Regions from separate parts of the Homo sapiens genome. Here region 2 is linked to region 1. A link is an interaction called in ENCODE POLR2A ChIA-PET data of the cell type or tissue named here. Cell type or tissue: GM12878. All regions are shown on one strand. Links, peaks and the distances in the headings refer to the core of each region. The heading gives the core; the rest is flanking DNA. Region 1 overlaps ELOVL5 (ELOVL fatty acid elongase 5). Region 2 overlaps ELOVL5 (ELOVL fatty acid elongase 5).

Region 1 (11,637 bases), core at 2,291-10,290:
ATACTAATAGATATAATCCACATAAACAAAAGCTCTTTGAGTTTCTCAGTAACATTTAATAGCGCAAATCTTATCTTTTTTTCCTTTTGCTTTTTTAAATGTTTTTCTCTCAAGCCACTTTGTCTAAGAATACTATGTCGGTCAGGTGCAGTGGTTCATGCCTGTAATCCCAAGACTTTGGAAGGCTGAGGCGGGTGGATCACCTGAGGTCAGGAGTTCGAGACCAGCCTGGCCAACACGGTGAAACCCCGTCTCTACTAAAAATAGAAAAATTAGCCGGGCATGGTAGTAGGCACCTGTAATCCCAGCTACTTGGGAGGCTGAGGCAGGAGAATTGCTGGAACTCAGAAGGCAGAGGTTGCAGTGAGTCAAAATCATGCCATCGCACTCAGCCTGGGGGACAAGAGCAAGACTTCGTCTCAGAAAAAAATAAGAAATAAAAAAGAGAGAATAGTGTGTCTTCAGACCAAAAAGTTTGAGAGCTGTTGTATTAAAAACTGCACGTAGAATTTTCCTCTTCTGTACGATTTTATTTCTAAAAAGACATTATATATTTAGCTTCTTATCTTAATGGCAAATAACCCAAATACACTTTAAAAATAAAGAACTTCTACAGACGCGTCACTTAACAATGGCAATACATTCTTAGAAATATGTCACTGGGCGATTTCATCATGAGAACATCATAGAGTGTATTTACACAAACCTAGATGTATGGCCTACTACACATGCAGGCTATATGGTACAACCTATTGCTCCTAGGCTACAATTAACCTGTTTGGCATGTTACTATACTGAATACTGTAGGTAACCATAACACAGTGGCAAGTATTTGTATAGCTCAACAAAGAAAAGGTATAATAAAAATAGAATATAAAAAATAAAAACCAATACACCTGTACAGGGCACTTACCATGAATAGACGTTGCTCTGGATGAGTCAATGAGTGGTGAATGACTATGAAGGCCTAGGACATTACTGCACACTGTAGACATTATAAATACTACATTGAGGCTAAACACTATGCTGAGGCTACACTAAATTTATTTTAAAATTTTTTCTTCCTCAATAATAAATTAACCTTAGTTTATGGTAACATTTTTTTCTTTATAAACTTTTTTTTTTTTTTTTTTTTTTTTAGGGACAGAGTCTATGTTGCCCAGTGGGGCTATCCACAGGTGTAATCATAGCTCACTGCAGCCTCGAACTCCTGACCTCAAGTGATCCTGCCTCTTCAGCCTCCCGAGTAGCTGGGACTACAGGTGCATGCCACTGTTCATGAGTTTTACAGACTTTTACATTTTAACTTTTGACTCTTTTGTAATTAACACAACACAAATACATTGTACAGCTGCATAAAAATTATTTTCTTTATACTCATTCTGTAAGCTTTTTTCTATTAATTTTTCTTTTAAAACTTTTTTTTTCCTTAAACACTAAGACAGAAACACACACATTAGCCTAGGCCTACTCAGGATCTTCAATATCACTGTCTTCCCTTCTACATCTTGTCCCACTGGAAGGCCTTCAGGGGCAATAACATGTGATAACAATGTTTTCTTCAGGAATACCTCCTGAAAGACCTGCCGGAAGCTGTTTCACAATTAACTTTATTTTTTGGTTAAGTAGGAGTACTCTTTAAAATAATGACAGGCAGTGGCTCATGCCTGTAATACCAACATTTTGGGAGACCGAGGTGGAAGGACTGCTGGAGCCCAGGAGTTGAAGATCTGCCTGGGCAACACAGTGGGACCCCATCTCAACAAAAAATTTAAAAAGCCAGGCATGGTGGTACATACCTGTGGTCCCAGCTACTTGGAAGCTGAGGTGGGAGGACTGCATGAGCCCAGGAAATCAAGCCTGCAGTGAGCTGTGATTACACCACTGCACTCCAGCATGAATGACAGAGCGAGACCCCATTTCCAAAATAAATAAATAAAAATTTTTTAAATGATAAAAAGTACAGTAAATACAAAAACCAGTAACATAGTTGTTTATTATCCCTATCAAGCACTGTATATGGTACGTAATTGTATGTGTGATACTTTTATAGAATTAGCAGTGCAGTAGGTTTACACCAACATCTCCACAAACACATAAGTAATACACTGCCCTAGGACATTAAGATGACCCCTACTTCACCAGGCAAGAGGAATTTTTCAGTTCCATTATAATCTTATGGGACCACCATTATATAGGCAGTTCATCACTGACCAAAATATGGTTATGCAGTGTATGACTAAACTTGTCCTTTAGCAGTTAAATGAAACTTGGAGTACACCGAGTTTAAAAATCTAACACTCAAAATATTTGAAGTTTGTTAAAATGGTCATTTTGGAAATAAGCTAATTATAATGAATAAATCTTACACTAAATATATTGTAACTGTATTAGTCCGTTTGGTGTTGCTATAAAGGAATATCTGAGACAGGGTAATTTATAAAGAGGTTTATTTTAGCTCACAGTTCTGCAGACTGCACAAGCAGCACAGTGCCAGCATCTGCTTCTGGTGGGGCCTCAGGAAGCTTTTACTCACTGTGAAAGGTGAAGGGGGACCAAGAGTGTCACATGGTGAGAGAGGAAGCAAGACAAAGAAGAGCAAGAGAGAGATGCCAGGCTCTTTTACACAACCAGATCTCACATTGAACTCTTTACCATGAGATGGCACCAAGTCACTCATGAGGGATTCGTCTCCATGACCCAAACACCTCCGAGTAGGCCCCACCTCAAACACTGGGGATGAAATTTTCACATGAGATTTGGAGGGGACAAACACCCAAACTACATCAATAACTAGAAATACTCTGTGAAATAAGTTGTTACCAGTTCCCTACTAACTCGTCAAGTTACATTCAGTATGGTATTAAGAGAAATTCAACCCAATCAGCCAAACAGGAGTGAGGTGATTTTCACATTATTGGTAGGCATAAAAACTGAGTTTCTTTAGCCACAGCATGATGCTAACTCTCCTTCCAAATGAGGACGCTCCTCATGGAGACTTAATTACCAAAAACTAAAATTTAAAATCATAAATAATGAGAGAAGCAAGTTTCCTGTGGTTAAATCACATTAGGTAGTACTGCAAATAGAATGTATTCAATTATCAACCACTACATAAATGCTGAAGTGTTATACATACAAACATATACACAGAACGGAGCAGGAGGAGGGAAAAGAGGCGGAGAGAGAATGGAGAGGGAGTGAAATGGAGAGGACAAGGAGAGAAAGAGAAAGGGGAGTGCGTAGAGGAGTGATCACTCAGAATCAAAGTCAAAAATTCATTTTTCTGACTTCAACTTGCCACAACACACACTTTTTGGAAACCAAACTTTCCATTTGCCTACCATGTCAGTCAGTTTTCATCAGGTACTAGTTTCTTTGGCTCTGTTTGCTAATCAGTTCAAACTGTATCATGTAAGAGGTTCTTCAAAAACTTTACAAAAACACGAAAGCCACCCTCCCCAAAAGGGTACAGCTACAGGGTGGCTTGGGCCACTATGTGCCCCCAGCATCAGTGGCTGAAGCTCAGCTGACTCCTTAAAGCGAAGACCTGGCTGAAGGAAGAAAAGCAGGTCAGCAAGGGGGAGAGGGGAGAGAATGAATAAATAAGGTAGGGAGAAAATTACATGACACTCCCTTCTCTAAAATAAGAATCTGGGAGTGACACTCCACCTCTCCAAGCATGCCTTTCAGGGTTGGGAAGAGTATCCCTTTGCAAGAGAACGGTGTAGAGAACAGTGTTAAAGAGAGTGTTAATCCTGTGTGAACCTCAACACTTACCTGCTATAAAGGTGGATTACATATCCTCATGGGTCATGAAGAAACTCAGTGCTTTTAAACTAGACCTCTGAAAGATCATTAGTTCACAGCCACAGAACAGACACTTGCAGATTTCTCCCAACAAAATGCTTGCTGTTTGCTTTCTTCGTTTGGAAAACATTACAGAGAAATGCCTATAAAACCAGGTAGACTGTCTCATTAGAGGAAACTGACTTGATCTGAAGAATGGGGGAAAAAATCATGACTGTTTATAGTGGACAGTACAACTGAGACGTTAGTAATGAGCAGGGCACCAAGAACAGGACCAAGACTGTCTCCTCCCTCTCTGTTTTAAATCGTGCTGCACTCAGTTTATGTTTTCAGGGGCTTTGTCTTATAGGGATACTGATTAATGTAAATGAATACTCACAATTTAGCACACAAAAATCTTATTTTTATCAAATCAAAGGACAAAGGGAAGGGAGAACAAGAAATTTAACTGGTCAACTTAGAATGAATGGGCTCTCTTGTTTTAACCTTATTTCCCTTTCTGGAGAATAAAAGTAATGATAATTATAATTAAAGCAGTTTTCATGTGTGGTTTATGGAAGTCATTACTCTATTAGTCATGCCCCATATCTATATAGGATTTAAAATTTTTAAATTATACTTGGTGCAGTATTCACTGAAAGTCTTTTTCACCTGTAAGCTCAAATTCCACGGTGAAACAACATTAGGTAGAAGGACAGTGACCAGGGAGAGATAAAACAACTATGATACCACGTTGCCTGTCTATTGACCTCCCTGTCTATGGTATCCTACAATCTCTAATGTCAATATGGTCTATAGTGGCTCTGAAATTGTCTCCTATTTCCCAGGAAATAGGCTATACTTTAATCACTGCAACCAAGTTAATTGTGAAGGACAAAAAACTTCTGAAACCAAAAACTTTTAGGATGTAAACATGTCTAAAAAAGTGTTTGATGCCAAACTGACATTTTAAAAACAGAATTTAACACGTTGTAGCAAGCAGAACCCATTTCCCCTTTTCCAGCACAAGCCATCAAGTTCTGTTTGGGGCTTCAGCCTCCCAAACTCAGTTGGAGAAATCTTACAGTATGAAAACCCAAGAGACAGAGGCCACAGCCTGGACCAAGAGACCAACCAGAGCCAGAGAGGCTCCTGAGAAGACCTGCAGCACAGGGTAAAATATGCAAGGGAGGGCCATATAACTTTTATCTTTACTTAATTTATTTTAATTTACTAATTTTTAAGTATTAACCTATTTTATTTTTATTAAATCTCTGTGGTTGCACAGAATTCAAATTGCAGCAAAAATCATTCAGGGCTAAACACTGGAAAAATCTCTTAATTCTAAGGTACATGACACAATGGACTCAAAAACAGTTGCTGAGTCCCTTTCACTGGAGAAATTTAAAGAAAGGGTATAGAAAAGTTTTGACCAATTCCACCCAATCCTGCATCCCCAATTCCAATCTCAAGGACCAGTTTCCATCTGATCTCTCTCCACCTACAGATGGTGGTCCTGAATCTCCAAATCAACAAACCAAAAACTGAATCCATCATCTTCTCACACCTGGTTTTTCCTTCCAACTCCCTCATTTCTGTGACCTGCCCCATAACCTTACCAGGAATCCAGCCCCCAAAGCAGGGTGGACTCCTCCCTCTGCAATGGACACCAGGATTCAGGTCCTGTTGCTGGCTCCAAAATGCCCACAATGCCCTGTTCTCCCAAATCAGCACATTCAACAGTGACATAAAGGAAAGAGTTAGATAGAGAAATGATATCTGGTGCTGCTCCACAGCTAGCTGTGTGATTCTGGGCAAGCCATTTAAATTCTCATTCTTGGTTTCATCACCTATTACGTGAAAAGGCCAAATTATTTCTAAATTCCAAGCTCTATGGGATTTACAGGATTTGCATCCACTTCTCTTGATCCCCAAAGCCACTATGTAGCTGAAGCCACCATCATTTCCCAACCAGATTAGTACACTCTCTCCCAGTGGATATTTCCTGCCTCTAGTCTTGTGCTGCTCCTCACCCCCTGAAAGCACCTGTCTAGGTTACTCACCTCCAGAAACCAGTCAAAGGCTCCGGGGAAAATGACCAAACCTGTCCCTGTGGCCCCAGGGCCCATGTGATCAGAACCCTGTCTCCCTCTGGCTTCCCTGGTCTACTTTCTGTTCCTCATATGCTCCTCCATCACCCAACTACCTGCCCCCTTTGCCTCCGAGCCTTTGCTTCAATACCCTGCCCATTTCCTCAGTCCAGAGAGATTCTTGCTTAGTCTCTAGGCAACGTTTCCTCATCCCCTCCCCCACCCCACCAGTCTGATTTAGGTGTCCTTCCTGTTTACTCGCAGGGCACACCTTTGCAGACCTCTCAGAGGCCTTGTCACTGTAAGTATCTGTTTATTTTGTCACTATCCTTCCCCCAGACTCTCAGTTCCAAGTGAGTGGGGACTGCTGGTCTCGTCTACCACCCATGGCACAGACAGCCGGTTCTTGCCCAAACTCTATAAACAGTAGCAGTACTTTTAGCTGCACATGGCCACCCAGAATAAAGATGAGATTTTCCAGCCACCTGCAGCCACGGGGTGATGTTCTAGCCAATGAGATGTAAGCAAAGTTATCTGGAGGCTGTTTCTGGGAACTTCCCATAAAAGAAAGCACCATCCGCGCTTCTACTTTCTGTTTCTTCTTACATCCTGCTGCTCGGAAGACTGAGGCCACACTAAGCCTGACAGACGTATGATGAGCAAGGAATTTACGCAGGGTCATACTAGCCCTGAACCATCCACCCTGCCTTTCATAAGAGATACACACTTCTACTTTGTTTTGGGATACCATTATTCAAACCACTATTATTTTGGCATGTCCATCGCTGCAGCTGAACCTAACTGCAACATACACAGCCATACCCGTAGTATAATAATAAACTACCTGTTGATTCGAGTATATACCTCATAATTCCTACTGAGTCTTTTTACTGGTAACTGTATTGTCACGTGTAGGGTCCACATTCCTTAGCAGAGGCTAACACAGACAAATGACCAACACTGAGTGGGTTTAAGTGATCAACAAATACTGACCAAGTGGCTACTGAGGCAGATAAGCTCTGTCCGACATGTATGGTGTACTTTAGCCTGGGCTCAATGTTGCTGCCAACCAAAACAAGGTTAAATAAGAGGGCCAGGCCAGGCACAATGGCTCACACCTGTAATCTCAGGATTTTGGGAGGCTGAAGCAGGCAGACTGCTTGAGCCTAGGAATTCAAGACCAGCCTGGGCAACACGGTGAAACCTTGTCTCTACCAAAAATATAAAAAATTAGCTGGGCATGGTGGTGCTTGCCTGTAGTCCCAGCTATGCAGGAGGCTGAAGTAGGAGGGACACCTGGGCCTGGGAAATTTGAGGCTGCAATGAGCTGAGATGGTGCCACTGCACTCCATCCTGGGCAATTGGAGTAAGACTGCCAGTTTCCATGATCATTTTATTATGGAGTATTTGAGTGCCTAGACATCAAAGTTCACCCTATTCCGTCCTTGGGAACAGTGCCACCAGACTGGTCTATCATTGGTATATTCTACCTGAAAGCCCTAACAGGTAATATGCAGGTAAGCAAGGCCCTTTAAAATAACAGCACATGTCATCTCTGCTTCTAGGGCAGCTGGGATGTCTAGCAATTTTTTTTAACCTTAAAGACCTTCAACCATTGTTTACTATAAAGGTAAACCTTGATCTTTTTGATGGGCTTACTGCTATGATTTCTGGTAGTGAGCACAGGCACCAGGGCCTGCAAATTTCTTGGATTCATAGCAACAGGGGTGAACCACCAGCAAGGTCTGGTGAGGGTGTCTTTGATCTCCTCGGAAGCCTCATCTACATATTTTGGGTAACAGGGTACCAGGGCTTTGGAGATGTACTGAAGGACAGCATAAATCTGAACCACATGACCACTACCCTTCACACGAACATGGATGTCCATTCCAGCAAGCTGTTCCTTGTCCAGAAGCAGACCTAATTCCAGTAGCTTGTATTGCAGTGTGAGCAGCTTGATCATCTCCAGGGGCCCCTCGTTCATCCTGATGAAGCCACTGCCACATCTGCAGAGCACCACAGCTATGGCCATCTCCTTGTATGTGAAGATCTGCACAGACTGCAGCCAACGAGTCCTTAGATGGCATGTCTCCAGGCATAGGTAAGAGCTCCTCATTGCACCATGCCACAACAGGAAAAGGTGTCTAGCAATTTGTATGGTCTGAGAGCTGCTGGTGTTCTACTCCTTCAGCTGGAAGCAAGGCAACTGGCCTTCTAAAGTCTCCTGCCCAGGTAAGCTCTTCATTTGTGAAACATTATGTATTCTCAGGCTATCAAGGCATACTCAGCTTCACACAGCCATTAGCACATATTATAGGACTGGTTATATTTGAAAGGTACATATGTATTTAGAGAAACATTCAGGCACGTAATTGCTAGATACCTACACTATGTGCCAGATAAACATGGCAGACACTATGCAAAGCACTATACAGGTACAACCTCATCTAATTTTTAGGAATCAAGAAAACAGAGGCAAGGAGCCAAGGAGAAATTGTAGTTGTCCAGGAAGGATCTGACATGCTATGGAAGGCTGGGGCAATGTGGGGAAGGGGAATAAGCTTAGAAGGACAGAGAGTATGAATGAGTAATACTTGGTGACTGACAGTTGAGCAAAGTTTGGTAAAAGCATGGTTGATGAGAGAGGAGAACACAAGCATTGCTTCCAGCTTAATGGCTTGGGCAAACTGGCGGAGGATGGTGCTCCTGACTACGTTGGCCAACAGGGGAGGTATGTGGGGCACCCAACGATGAAAAGTTATGAGTCTGGAGCTCAAAAGAAATAGATGGGCTAGAAATAAATATCTAAGGGTGGATGGTGGGTGGGTGGATGGATATTTGAATCCATGGGGCAAGTAGATCATGCAATGAGATTTGGTCTTCTGACAGTACTTTGCAACTGTTTGCCTACATTTTAAATTTAATACGCCAGTCCCATTTCTTAAAAAGATGGTAAGTTCAAGCCTGAACTCTGTACCAGGGGGTCAATGAAAAGTACTTACCTTACTGTCACTTGTCACATCCAACTTCCCTTGGGTCACACTGAGCCTATTCTAAGCCCTTGCAAAGGAAACAAAAAGAAGCTGCTTTTGTTCCTACTCCTTGCAAAAGGAAGAAAAGGCAGCTGCTCTGAAAATGAAACCATCACAATATTTATCACATTCTCCTAGAAACATGAGGTCCTGGGATAATGTCTTTATGGGTCTCTCTGGAGAAGCTCAAAGGGCACCTGTTTCAAAGGGCAACTTCCTTCTTGGATGAAGCATCTTGTAGAGAAGACAATCAATGGCCAAGGTAGGTAACAGACACCAAGATACTACACACGCCTCTAATGGTTCCCTTAAAGCCTGAGCTTAAGCAGTCTGGGCTCTACTTCAATCATATTCTAAACATCTAAACCAAAAGACTGCAATTGCAAATAACAGGGAGACAAATATTCAAAAGGCTTTTAAGCAACATTTTCTGCTACAGGCAACTGCTGATGGTTCTTATCTGAGTGCAGTCTCTTAACTGATGTGATTACTTGAATATTCAAAATAAATTATCATTTGAGGAAATTATCAATTGAGTTCTCCAACCTAATTTGTGCAAAGTATACAAAGGCAGTGATACCTTAAGCTGAAATTAAAAGACGGTGGAGAAACATAATAAAGATTAGTTATGCAACCCCCCAAACGAAAATGTCTTAAAAGATTTTAATTCAAGCCTGTGTAACATAAATAAGGCATATAACACAAAAACACATTTCTTTTTTAAAACTCAATCTACACGCCCACATTTTATAACTGTTGTTTGGGTGTGAGGGTGAGTGAGGAGAGGGAGAAGCAAAGTTAAATGTGTAAAAAATGGGGGAAAATCCTGCTACAATACAGCATTTTTCAAAGGGACACACAGTCTAGCAACTGTGTATTCATCTCCTCTATAGCATGTCTCTGAAACCAACAGTTGTTTTATCACCTGTTCAGATTCCATGTGAATATATAAGCCACCCCATGAATTTTGTGATTCTCTTATTTTAGGAATGCTGATACTTATAGCCATTACAATGTTGCCAAACCTAGTGTCCCACACCCAGAAAGAAAACTCAGTTCTGAAAGAGTCTAAGGATCCTAAGAGAACTGAAGGTGGTGGCAGACTTGTCTATAGCCTGAACACCATGGCCCAGCACAGTGGCCCTTAATGGGGCCTTGTATCAAAATGACTTAATGTCATTCTCTATCAGAATGTTTTCAAAATATAGTCACGCATCGCATAATGACCTTTAAATCAACAATGGACCACATATACAATGATACTCCTGTAACATTATAATGGAGCTGAAAAACTCCTATTGCCTAGTGACATCATAGCACAATAAAACATTTGTGGTGATGTTGGTGTAAATAAACCTACTGCATAGCTAGACCTGTAACAGTATCACACATAAAATTATGGACAGTACATAATGCTTGATGCTGATGATAAAGAACTATGTCATTGGTTTATGTATTTGGTATACTATACTTTTTTATCATTAATTGAGTGTACACCTTCTAATTACATATTTTAAAAAGTTAACTATGAAACAGCTTCAGATAGGTCCTTCAGGAGGTATTCCAGAAGAAGGCATTGTTGTCATAGGAAATGACAGCTCATGTGTGTTACTGCTCCTACAGACCTTTCAGTGGGACAAGATGTGGAGATGGAAGACGGTGACATTGATGATCCTGCCCCTGTACAGACCTAGGCTAATGTGTATGTTTGTTTTAGTTTTTAACAAAAAAGTTTAAAAAACTTTAAAAGGAGAAAAAAAGCTTGAAGAATAAGGATACGAAGAAATAAAATATTTTTTTTGCAGCCATACAGCCTGTGTTTTAAGCTAAGTATTATTACAAAAGAGTAAAAAAGTTTAAAAAATTTATAAAATAGAAATGTTACAATAAGCTACAGTTTATGTATTAAGGAAGAAAAATATATATTAAAATAATACATATTTTTAAAAAAACTTTTATTATAAATAAGTAGAGATGGAGTCTTGTGATATTGCCCAGGCTGGTCTTAAATGCCTGGTCCCACCTCAACCTCACAAAGTGCTGAGATTACAGACATGAGCCACCACACCTAATCAAAAAATATTTTTTATAAACCTAATGTAGCCTAAGTATACAGTGTTTATAAAGTCTAGAGTGTACAGTAAAGTCCTAGGCCTTCACATTCACTCCCCACTCACTGACTTACCCAGAGCAACTTCCAGTCCTGCAAGCTCCATTCATGGCAAGTGCCCTACATAGTTGTATCATTTTTTATCTTTTATATTTTTACTATATCTTTTCTTCATTTAGATATACAGATACTTGCCACTGTGTTACAGCTAGCTACAGTATTCAGTACAGTAACTTGCTGTACAGGTTTGTAGCCTAGGAGCAATGTGGTATATCATATGCCCTATGTATGTGGTAACCATCTAGGTTTGTCTAAGTACACTCTATGATGAACACACAACAACAAAATTGCCTAAGAGTACATTTCTCAAAAAGTATTCCCATTGTCAAGCTATACATGACTTGTACGACTTGTACACCTGACTTACATTTTCACCCAAGGGAGATCAGGCAATCTGGAGATAGAGGCTCCCTAAAGAATGTGAGTGTCTTTCCCTCCCGTCTGCATTTCTCTGAGCGTATATACCTTGTAAATCAAACCAGATGGGGCTAGGACCGGGTAAGGAAACCAATGCTGGATGCCCTTGGCCAGTCATACTAATCCAGCCACACTAGAC
Region 2 (11,637 bases), core at 1,310-9,309, 51 kb before region 1:
ATTCTCCTTCCTCTACCCTCACCTTGCAGTGACCTGTAGCTGTTTGCTCACATGCTCCCTTTGTTAATGGGCCTGTTGTGTGCTCTTCTGTAAGATTTCGAAGGGTGGTGACTGTGGCTCCTGCATCTGCATCAACATATTCCAGCACAGGGATTAGCGTACCAGAGATGTCAAACAAATATTTGCTAAACAAATGACAAAGAGTTCAAGACTGCCAATTCTTTCCCCTAAATCTAGGCCTAATGTTTCATGTGCAGCAATAAAGAGAGCTTCATAGTATTTTAAACGAGGCTTGACTTTGTGATCATATTCATCTGAACTCTGTTCACAAGATGAAAACTCTTCATCATCAATTTCATAATGGGGTCATGGAAATTCTCAAATCTCCCTGGCTTCAGAAAGGATAGAATAATTTAACAAACCAAGACCAAGGACCTGAGTTGAAGCTTATTCACCTAAGACCCTCATCAAACCTCCATAAAATGGGCTAGCAGTAGAGGGCTCTACTCCCTCCATCCCCCTCAGAGGATAGCAATGTGTCCATGGGTAGTGGACTACAGAGGTGCTCAAAGCAAAGGACTGACCCCTGTAGCCCCACTAGGAGCACATCACAGGAGACAATCCTCAAGTCAAAGTCACATCAGCCACCTTTCCCTTTGGGACTGAGGCCTAGCTTCTTTCCAAAGAGCTGTTTTGGTCAATTTCCCAGAAATTCTTCAAGTTGCGTGTTAAGTAGACACCACAGGGTGAGAGGACCCAGTAGGCTGGAGAAGGTGAAGTACTGAAAATAGGGGCAGGTGTCTGTCTACCTTGGGCTTCTGAGAATCAGATCGAAAGAGGACAGGACTATACTATAATGAAAAAGCAGGCCATCACAAACAGCTAACCACTACCTAACGAAATTTTCCATACCACTGCCAACTCCAAGAACCACCCAGGGGCATTATTTGCAGGCTTTTTTCTGAGGAACTGAGATACAAACAGTACCACTGCAAAGCTTTATACACTTCCTCCTTCCTTGGAGTAAAGCAAACTTTAATTAGGCCAAGAGGATGTGCAGAGCTATAATTAAAACCTAGCTACAAGCTCTTTTCTCCATATGAGATAAAGTCAATAACCCTGATGGTTTCATGCACCTTTTCAATGAAAGAAAAAAATGTAGGTGAGTTTCACACCTGGTTCTGGATGACATAATTCATGGAGTGAATCTTTTTTCTTTGAGACAGGGCCTGGCTGTGTTGCTCAGGCTGGTGTGCAGTGGCACAATCTCAGCTCACTGCAACCTCCACTTCCTGGGCTCAAGCCATCCTCCTACCTCAGCCTCCCAAGTAGCTGAGACTACAGGTGCACGCTGTCATGCCCGGCTAATTTTTATATTTTTGTTGTAAAGATGGGGTTTCACCATGTTGCGCAGGCTGGTCTTAAACTCCTGAGCTCCAGTGATCTGCTTGCCTTGGCCACCCAAAGTGCTGGGATTCCAGGTGTGAGCCCCTGCACCCAGCCAGGAGTGAATCATTTTTAACGGTGAGTTGACTTTTCCCATCTAATAACACATTTAACCACAAACAACTTGTAACCTTTAGCATAATAACCATTTCCATGGCACTTTCTGGAATGCTACTGAAACATCTCAGGAAACAAGGTCACTGGAAACACTTAAAGAAAAAGGAGGAAAACATCATCTTGGGTGGCCCTTATCAGCCATTAACATCAGCATCCCAAGATGTCAGAGCAACAAGATAACCCCTTTCCAAAGAAGACTGGCTGCTTCTGGTGATAAGAGCTTGATGAAGCTGCATGTTTACTACCTCCTATGCAGAAATGGGGTAAAAAGTAATGAAAAATAGACTATCCATACTCAAGTTCAACTACATCACAGGACCTAAGGTGCTTTTCTAAGCAAAATCTCCAAGAATACGTAGGGTTGACCCTCTTCATAGCTTTGTTTCTGTGTGAGTCCTCAACTGTGTATTTTTTAGATCTGGTACAAGCTCGTATTTTTAATGAGAAAACAGGGAATGAGAAGTGATAAGGATGGCCCAGGTCTTGGTACCACTGGGATTAGCACAAAGGAATCCTGACTCTCAGTCCAAATGCACCTCAAACAGCAGTTCCAAGCATCTTTGCCCTTCTTCATCTGTTTTTGAATTCTTAGTAAGAACATGGTAGGGATACTCTGTCCATGAAGAATTCTGTGGAAAAGCAGACCTTTAACTGCATCTTTTTCTTCCGCAGATGTTTGGTTTAAAATTAACCATGAACTACTCAAAATTGAAAGTACCTATTTCCTCTAGGGTTTAGTTGGCCAATTTTCGCAGTGCTATTAGGGAGTGCCAGGTCAAAGCATGTGGTTTTTACATTTCAAATCTTTCATGTCCAGAGCATAAGGATGCCCATTAAGATAATTTCACACCCATGACCTCCACAGGTGTTTTTTTTTTTTCCTTCTCCTTGTGAACAGGAATACCCCTGGGTTATAGCTGAACGTAACACTCTTGGCTAAGTTAAAAAAGACAGGTTCTGTACACTTGAGAAGTCTTTAAAACAAAACACAAAGAAACAGCCTGTCCTCAATCCAAACTGAAACAGGTATGTCTGGCATTTTCCCTGAATCCTCAAGCCCTGCCCTCTTATGCTAGCAGTTCTCCCTGTTCAGGCCTCCCAGAACTTTCCCTCTGTAGAAAGCAGATGGTAAGAGTGCAATAAGCATTAGATTAGTTAGCCCAATACCTGACATAAGGTAGGCACTATCTGTCTTTGCTATGATCTTAGGCAAATGTTAAGTACTTTTGCTTCCAACTAGGGCTAAGGTGGTGCTGGATGTCCCAGCCAAAGTATAATTTGTGTCATTTAAAGGAAGGTCTCCAGCCTACCCACTGACGCCTGCTTTGCAGAGTTAAGTCCACTTTAGTTGAGGATCTGTAGAGTGATGTGCTCCTAGCTACACCAGCTGCAGAGCCAAGCTCTCCAGGTGTTGCAGGGGCAAGTTTAGAGGAGTGAGGCCTGGCTCTGGACAAGCCAGAAGGCTTCCTCTCTGTAGAAAGTATTCCCTTCCCCTCCCCTGGGTGTGGGTGAGGAATGAAGGATGTTTGAGCTGCATCCTTCTCTCCATTCTCCCTACCGTGAGGCATTCTCTCAGGGCAGTGTCAGATACACTAGGGACAACTAACTGTTTCCTTTCAGGCCCTGAGAGAAGTTTCTTTCTCAGCAAGGAATTTTAGTTGTAAGGAAACTAAGAGTGAAAAGTATTCTAGGCAATGATCAGGCATTTCTTGTAAGTACTAATTTCACCAGATGTTTCAACTGCTCTATACCTCTGCTAAATGGGAAAAAGAACAGCAAATAGCCTTTTCAAAGTATTTTGGTAAACAAAGTTATTTTTCAAATAAAATTCAATAATCAATTGCCAGGTTGCTTAAGTGTTTTTCCAAATCCTATTTTCCCACAATAACGTATCTATTTTAGGAAAGCCTGAAGGGAAAGAAAAACAACCAGTTTAGAATATTATGTTTCCAAAGCAACTGCTCTGTGGTTCCATCAGATGGCCTTCAAACCCAGAGCCTGGGGAGATGCTTTCACAGCCCACAATTACAGAGGTTAGAAAGCACAAACAAAGCATTCAGTCACCAAATGCTCAACTTCTTTCATCTTTCCAATAAAAAAGCATCACAAATTTTCAAAACAAATTCAAAGGAAAAAAAACTGACTTCTGGTTCTAGCAACGTGGCAAACTGAACAAAAGCAGAACCAACTCTCTCACTATAAACACAGGTAGGAAAGTGGTATAAAACACAGCAAAAACTCCAACACAATCAATTCTTACCTATAATGCGAGGGAGGTCCCCACAACAAATTATTCTTTAGAAAAAGAGAAATCAGCTTAAATTCAACTCCTTCCAAAATCTTTATGTGGAAAAGGCATGTTTACCTGAGATGACCCCCAACAATACTAGTTTGGGATGCTTACACAGAACACTAGGCAAACCTTTACTTCTGTTTTAGGAGGTAAAGAAATTTAACACAGACAATAATTATCCCAGAGGCATTACCTCACAGATATATCTGTAAGCAAGCTTTTAATAGAATACTTAAAAAGGCAACACAGCAAATGGTTAAATTTGGAGATCACTGTCATCTAATCTATATCACTGGGGGGGACAATACTTCCATGTTATGGAATAAAAAAAGAGCAAGCAGTGAACTTTCAGAAGTAAAAGATACATAGCCATTTAAACTAAAAACACAATAGATGGATGAAACAGATTAAAAACAAATGAAGGAAGTAGGAGTGAATGGAAGAATGCAAAATTTTCAAAGTGCCTAGAAAGAAAAAAAGATTACCCTACAAATGAGCAAAAGTGGGACCACAGCAGACTTCTCTGGAATAAATCTTCAAAGTGCTGAGGAAAAATAACTGTTAATCTAGAATTCTATGCCTTGATAAAATATTATTCAAGTGTAAAGGCAAATAACATGACACTCAGACTAAGATATTGCCCTTCATAGAAAGAACTACTTACGAAAAAAATTGAATCAAAAAGGAAAGAATAAATTTCACAGAGCAAAGAAAATCAGTAAACACTGATGGCAATAATGGTGATTATTTAGGACCTTAAAAAAAAAAAAAAGTGAGGCCAGATGTGGTGGCTCACGCCTGTAATCCTAGTGCTTTGGGAGGCCAGGGTGGGAGGACTGCCAGAGCCCAGGAATTTGAGACCAGCTTGGGCAACAAAGTGAGACTCCATCTCTACAAAAAATAAAAATATTAGCTGGGCACAGTGGCATGCTCCTGCAGTCCCAGCTGCCTGGGAGGCTGAGGCAGGAAGATCACTTGTGCCCAGGAGTTTGAGGTTACAATGAGCTATGACCATGTCACTGCACTTCAGCCTGGGCAACAGAGCAAGACCATCTTTTTTTTTTTTTAAAAAAAAAGGTAGAAATAACTCCTGACAACAGTAACATGAAAGATGAGGGGTCACAGCTAGAATCCTCTAAGGTCCCTGGTATTGTTTAGGAGAATAGAAATACTGACTCAACTGAAACTGTCGTAAGTTAAAAATGCATGGTAAACATCTATGGGTAACCACTCAACAGAATGAATAACTTTTGAATAAGTACAATAAAAAATAATGGTTACAAAAATTCTACAAAGCAGTAAAGGAGAAAAGAAGGCCAAAGAAAACATATATACACAAAAAAGGTGACAGAAAGTACAGGCATACCTCATCTTTGCTTTATTGCACTTTGTATATATTACAGGTTTTCTTAACTGAGGTCTGTGGCAACTCTGCATTAAGCAACTCTATTGGTACCATTTTTACAACAGCACGTGTTCACTATGTGTTACTGTGTCACATTTTTGTAATTCTCACAATTATAAAATATTTCTCAAAATATTTCAAATTTTTTCACTATTATTATATCTGTTGTGGCGATCTGTGTGTGGTTACTGAACTTTGATGTTACCATTGTAATTGTTTTGAGGTGCCATGAACCACACCTATATAAGACAGCAAACTCAACAAATATTGTCTGTATTTTAGCTGCTCCACAGACTTGCTGTTCCCCCTAACCATCTCTTTCTTCTCTGGCCTCCTTATTTCCTGAGATACAACAATATTGAAATTGGGTTAATAATCCTACAATGGCCTCTAAGTGCTGAAGTGAAAGGAAGAGTAGCATGTCTCTCACTTTACATCAAAAGCTAGAAATGATTAAGCTTAGTGAGGAAGGCAGGTGGAAAGCTGAGACAGGACGAAAGCTGGGCCTCTCGTACCAGGTTAGCCACGTTGTGAATGCAAAGGAAAAGTTACTGAAGGAAATTAAAAGTGCTACTCGTATGAACATAAAAATGATGAGAAAGCATTAGTAGCCTTATTGCTGAAAGTTTGAGTGGTCTAGGTAGAAGATCAAACCAGCCATAACATTCCCTTAAGCCAAAATCTAATCCAGAGCAAGCCACTAACTCACTTCAATTCTGTGAAGCCTGGGAGAGGTGATGAAGCTGCAGAAGAAAAGCTTGAAAATAGCAGAGGATAGCTCATAAGGTTTAAGGGAAGAAGTCATCTCCATAACACAAAAGGGCAAGGTGTAGCAGCAAGTGCTGCTATAGAAGCTGCAGCCAGTTATCTGGAAGATTTAACTAAGATCACTGACGAACATGGCTACACTAAACTGTAGCACATACCACTGCACCTGGGAGCATTTTTATTTTTAATTTATCTTTTTTTTCTTATAAATAGGGTTTTACTCTGTCACCCAGGCTGGAGTGCAGTGGTGTGGTCATAGCTCACCGGAACCTTGAGCTCCTGGGCACAAGCCATCCTCCCACCTCGGCCTCCCAAGTAGCTAGGACAACAAGCTCGAGCCATGCCAGGCTAGTTATAAAATTTTTTGTAGAGAGAGGATCTTGCTATGTTGCCCAGGCTGGTCTCAAACTCCTGGCCTCAAGCAATTCTCCCACCTCGGCCTCTCAAAGTGCTAGGATTACAGATGTACACCATTGTGCCTGGCCAGCATTTTTAAATTTAGGTATGTCTACTGTTTTTTTTTAAGATTTAATGCGATTGCACACTTAATAGACCATAATGTAAACATAACTTTTATATGCACTGCGAAACCAAAAATGGTATGACTTACTTTATTGCAATACTCATTTTATTGCAGTGATCTGCAACTAATGCTGCAATATCTGAGGTATAAAATAACTATTAACATGCTAAATGAAAATGAATTAAATTTCCCCATTAAAGACAAGAGACTGTCGGATTCAGTCATTAAACCCCTATGCATTTATCTGGTCAAAAAACTTACCATATTTGCATAAGGAGATATGTCTAAGAAGATTCTTGGCACACTGTTAATTGAACAACTTGCATAAACCCACATAGCTGGGCACAGTGGCTCACACCTGTAATCCTAGCACTTTGGGAGGCTGATGTGGGAGGATCACTTTGAGTCCAGGAGTTTGAGATCAGTCCAGGCAACACCGTGAGACAATGTTTCTACCAAAAATAAAAAAATTAGCCAGGCATGGTGGCACATGCCTGTAGTCCCAGCTACTCAGGAGGCTGAGGTGGGAGGATCGCTTAAGGCCAGGAGTTCTAGGCTGCAGTGGGTGAGGTATGATTGTGCCACTGAACTCCAGCCGGGGTAACAGAGCCGGACTCTGTCTCAAAAAACAACAACAAAAAACAATCTAACAACATACATATCCATCCAAAGAAACACTTATAAAATGGTGTAATAAATTCCAACACTGAAATAATACAAAGCAGATAAAATGAATTTCTAATTAACTATAATTAACATAATTATAATTAATGAATTACATCTATACGACTCAAGATGAATTGGTCAAAAATATACTGACTGAAAAAAATCTATTTGAAAAAGAGTTTAATTAGTATACCATTCACGTATGGTTTTTAAAAACTATCTTAGAACGTACTATGTGTTGTCATGTATACATATATATGTAGTAAAAATACATCCAGAGAAAAACTGTACAAATTTCCGAAGAAGTCTGGAAAGGGACTGTACTTTAGATGCATTTTTGTAATGTTTTCTTATTTAAACAAACAAACAAAAATCAAGCATTTGTTAGGTGCACAGATATCATCTATATAATTTTATTTTAAATATTTTCAAATAGTTCCAAAATTACAATTTAAAATAAAAATTGAAAAGGGGAAGAAAGATAAGTTTGGATTTATGCCAAGCCAGATGCATCCATCCAGCTTTTTCAAAATTACAAATTTTTTTCTTTCAAAATTACATTTTAAATGTTCTGAATATTTTAAAGCGCATTCTCTCACACTATTCACAACATATAGTTCTAACTGCAAGGGAGGAAACATACACAGATACTCAAAAAATAATCTTGTCTGTAACCCATGATTTATCTTTGACTACTAAATAACTTGAAAATGTGGTTCCGACATTTGCTTATTTTTGTATTCTAATACTCAGGATCCATTTGGTGGAGTAATCAGGTATAGTAACAGTGGGATGAAGAAGGTGGGGAAAACATTGTTTCATTCTAGCCTAAGCCAGTGAGTGTCAGTGGGGCAAGGATGGGATGCTAAGGGGCACATCATGAGAGTACTTTGAAAGGAATGCATCATAGTCCGTGGGAACAATGGGATAGCCAAAGAGGCTGGGAGAAAAAAAAATTCACTCTCTAGAGTTGAGTCCTCTTCCTTAGTACGCTCATGGCTTCACAGAGGAATTGGATCCTTCCACACAGTCCTCAAAAGTGAGAGGGAGACTGCCAGGCAGAAGTGGGAGTTTTAAGGGGTAGAGCCCAGAAGAATGAAAGAGCCTGGTGTTGCTGGGGTTTGAGTAGAGCTCAGCATAACAGATCGGCTAAGAAAGGCCGGAGTGCCTCCTTCTGAGGAAAGGAGCCAGCCATCCTTTCAACACAGTGTTCCTGGGGAATTCAAAGCCATGTGCACTGCACAACACTGACCCTGTTTTCTGGCAGCTGCTGCTGAGTCGAAGGATCAGTTCGTGAGGCACAGGCAGATCGACGGGGTTGCTCCCTTTTGGACTGTAACAAACACAATTAGATCCTCTCTGCTTAGGGTCTAAGAGGTCTGAGGCACAGCAGGAGAAGAGTAGACACATTGAATGGCTTCACATGAGGACAGAGCATCTGCCTAAGAGGGAAACCACCTGTAACACTCTAACAAAGGAGTTAAAAGTGGCTTTGATAGCTCACTGGATGGGTCAGGGGAAACCTGATCCAACCAGGTAGATAAGGCAGAGTGAGGGAAAGCCACCGTTTGGCACCATGTATGTAGAGGTTCTCAATTTTGGGACTGGAGACAAGAGAAAAGACACATGGATAGTGCAAAAAATCAGGCTTCTCTTCAGAGGACAAATGCCCTGAATCTCGGGTGGCTAAAAGGCGCACAAGATTTTTAAGTTTGCTGTAAGGGCATCGTTTTACAAAGCTAAGTAACTAATGCAAACTAAGTTGTTTCTCTTCTATAACCTGGAATTTCATTTCCGAGCTTTCACCATGGACTGTGATATTAGACAACCCCTAATAAGCAAAAGCAAAAAGGATTGCTATAAAGTCCAATACTTTCAAATTAAAACATACCACTAATTCAAATATGCTCCAAATCAGGGATCTATGACCTTTTTCCTGGAAATAAACACTAAAGTTAATGAGATATAGAAGTAATACCTCTTCTCTCCTTTTAATTTTGTTTCTACCAAGTACACAAACTATGAGCAAGTCTATATTCCTTCTACATTTTAAACTCGGTTTCACAGTTTTAAAACTGGGATTTAGTTATTTTCCTTCTAGTAAATTTAAAGTTTCAGTGACTTCCTTTCATTTCCTTCTGATCATCTCCCTTCTTTCAAGACTTCTTCCTATTGGCCAGATGTAGTGGCTCATGTCTGTAATCTCAGCACTTTGGGAGGCAGAGGTGGGTGGATTGCTTGAGCCTAAGAGTTCAAGACTAGCCTGGACAACATGATGAAACCTTGTCTTTACGAAAAATACAAAACTTAGCTAGACGTGGTGGCATGCTCCTGTAGTCCCAGCCACTTGGGAGGTTGAGGCGGGAGATCAGTTGAGCCCAGGAGGCGAGAAGCAGTGAGCACCACTGCACTCCAGCCTGGGCAACAGAGTGAGACTCTGTCTCAAACAAACAAAAAAACCCCGCTTCTTCCTGTCTCCTTTAAGTGACAGTTAATTTTATTTTTATTAATCTAGAACTTGCTAAAGCAGCTGTGAATTTATGCCACAGAATTAAATAAACAAAAATACCAAAGACTACTTATTTAAAAAATTCTTTACAGCCCCAAATATGCAGATAAGCAGGAAGGTAAATAAAAACTAAAATAATGACCATTACAGGTGTGTGACCACAGAAGAATGGCTCTAACTCCTGGGACATTTCTCTAAAATGAGGGGCCCCATGGGGCTTCATGATCTCCTCAGTTCGTTCCATTGTAAAACTCCATGACTGCTCTTCTGTGTCTTAGCATTCAATGGAGTAGAAATGCTAAGTATAAAAAGAAAAATGGCCGGGTGCGGTGGCTCACGCCTGTAATCCCTGCACTTTGGGAGGCCGAGGCGGGTGGATCACCTGAGGTCAGGAGTTCAAGACCAGCCTGGCCAACATGGTGAAACCCTGTCTCTACTAAAAATACAAAAAATTAGACAGGAGTGGTGGCACATGCCTGTAGTTCCAGCTACTAGGGAGGCTGAGGCAAGAGAATCGCTTGAACCTGGGAAGCGGAGGTTGCAGTGAGCCGAGATGGCGCCACTGCACTCCAGCCTGGGCGACAAGAGTGAAACTGTCTCAAAACAAACAAACAGAAAAACGTGTAGCTAAAATGATATTTGAAGTTTGAAAAAGGACACATGACAATGGAATTATTGATGGGTTTTACAATATGTACAGGAGAAAACTCGGACAAAAACCAAATGTGAATACCATCAACTTGGAGCACTAGGGCTTATTTTCAACTTGGGTATATCTGACCTGGATAGCTTTTTGTAAACTTGATTTAATTTAAGGAAACATTGCCTCTTTGTCTATTACCTCTCTATGTACTCTAAACTGTGAGTTAAAAATGTAGTTTCCCTATTCTGTATATTTCTTAAATTTCTGTATTCAGTGCTTAGTCACTGCTCAAAGTCTTCTCTTCTCACCAAGCTATCAGAGGAAAATCTGTACCTTCTATTACAATGTGTTCAGAACCCCCCACATCCACTCAGATGCACACAGCTGTACTTTATACAGTGTTTTTCTTCTCTTTACCAGGGAATCATCTGTTTAAGAGAGGATAAATAATGAAATTATAGCTATATTTCTAGGGCTTAAGAAACATTTAAGGCAAATGCTTAAGTTCTCTAAAAATCACATGAAATATTTTTCTCTATTAATATTGCCATGTATAATAATAAACTCTGTAAGAGTTCTCTTAAAGACATGGCTGTATTATCTATCAATTATGGAAAAGTAAGCAGTTCACTCAGAAACCTGACAGCTTGCTGTGGTTTTGTCCCTTGAACACAGAAATGTGCATAGTGCTGGGGCCAGGAGTCACTCCTGTGCACTTCCCCTGGCTCCAGTCCTGAACTCTCCATCTTGGAGTCTAATTAAACTGACTTCATTCTAGAATAGGACAGAAAAAAAAGCAAAAAAAGGAGTTGTAAGCATTTCTTGGCATGTCAAGCATAAAAGTAATGCTAGGAACATCTACCATTCTATTCAGAATATCTGTACCTTGGCTTATGAAACATACATGGGAGAACAAGACACAGATATCCCACAGCTGCAACACCTCTGATAATCAAATATGCCTGCACACGCCCACACTCCTGCACACCACCACACGTAGACAGGGAGACACCATCATGGCCTGAGGCTGATGGAGAATTCATTTTGACCCCTGAACACTAATTTTAAGATTCATGTTTCTATCTCTCCTCTTCCTCCCACCTCTACCTTCTTCTTTACTACTCCTTGAAGAACTAAAACCAAAATGAAACCCTGAAAACCTATACAGGAGTGCCTGTATAGGTTTTATCCAGGGCTTAATTCTCCAGAAGAGTTAGAAATAGGTTGGTGCTGTAAGAATGAAAAGTGGGTAGGCTTTCCTGGAAAA

The links. Peaks named below come from ENCODE experiments on the same cell type or tissue, not always from the same donor. Only the 100,000 strongest peaks of a DNase experiment are listed, where the experiment ranks them.
Region 2: POLR2A ChIA-PET joins it to region 1 with 5 read pairs; 14 of 35 experiments call an interaction of 5 or more read pairs at or near these places.

Annotation. Positions count from the first base shown.
Region 1 is chr6:53,329,403-53,341,039 of GRCh38, forward strand. The region is part of intron 1 of ELOVL5 (ELOVL fatty acid elongase 5); the gene reads right to left. It also overlaps the pseudogene RPS16P5. Among named protein-coding and RNA genes, the nearest start is that of ELOVL5, 14 kb to the right of the region's middle. RefSeq lists an enhancer at 6,391-6,520. In GM12878, for the core only: no CTCF peak of the experiment used is centred there; DNase peaks (open chromatin) are centred at 6,049 and 6,419; H3K4me3 peaks cover 1,886 bases; H3K27ac peaks cover 2,517 bases.
Region 2 is chr6:53,279,392-53,291,028 of GRCh38, forward strand. All of the region lies in intron 3 of ELOVL5 (ELOVL fatty acid elongase 5), which reads right to left. Among named protein-coding and RNA genes, the nearest start is that of MIR5685, 8.2 kb to the left of the region's middle. RefSeq lists an enhancer at 3,698-3,867. In GM12878, for the core only: no CTCF peak of the experiment used is centred there; a DNase peak (open chromatin) is centred at 2,331.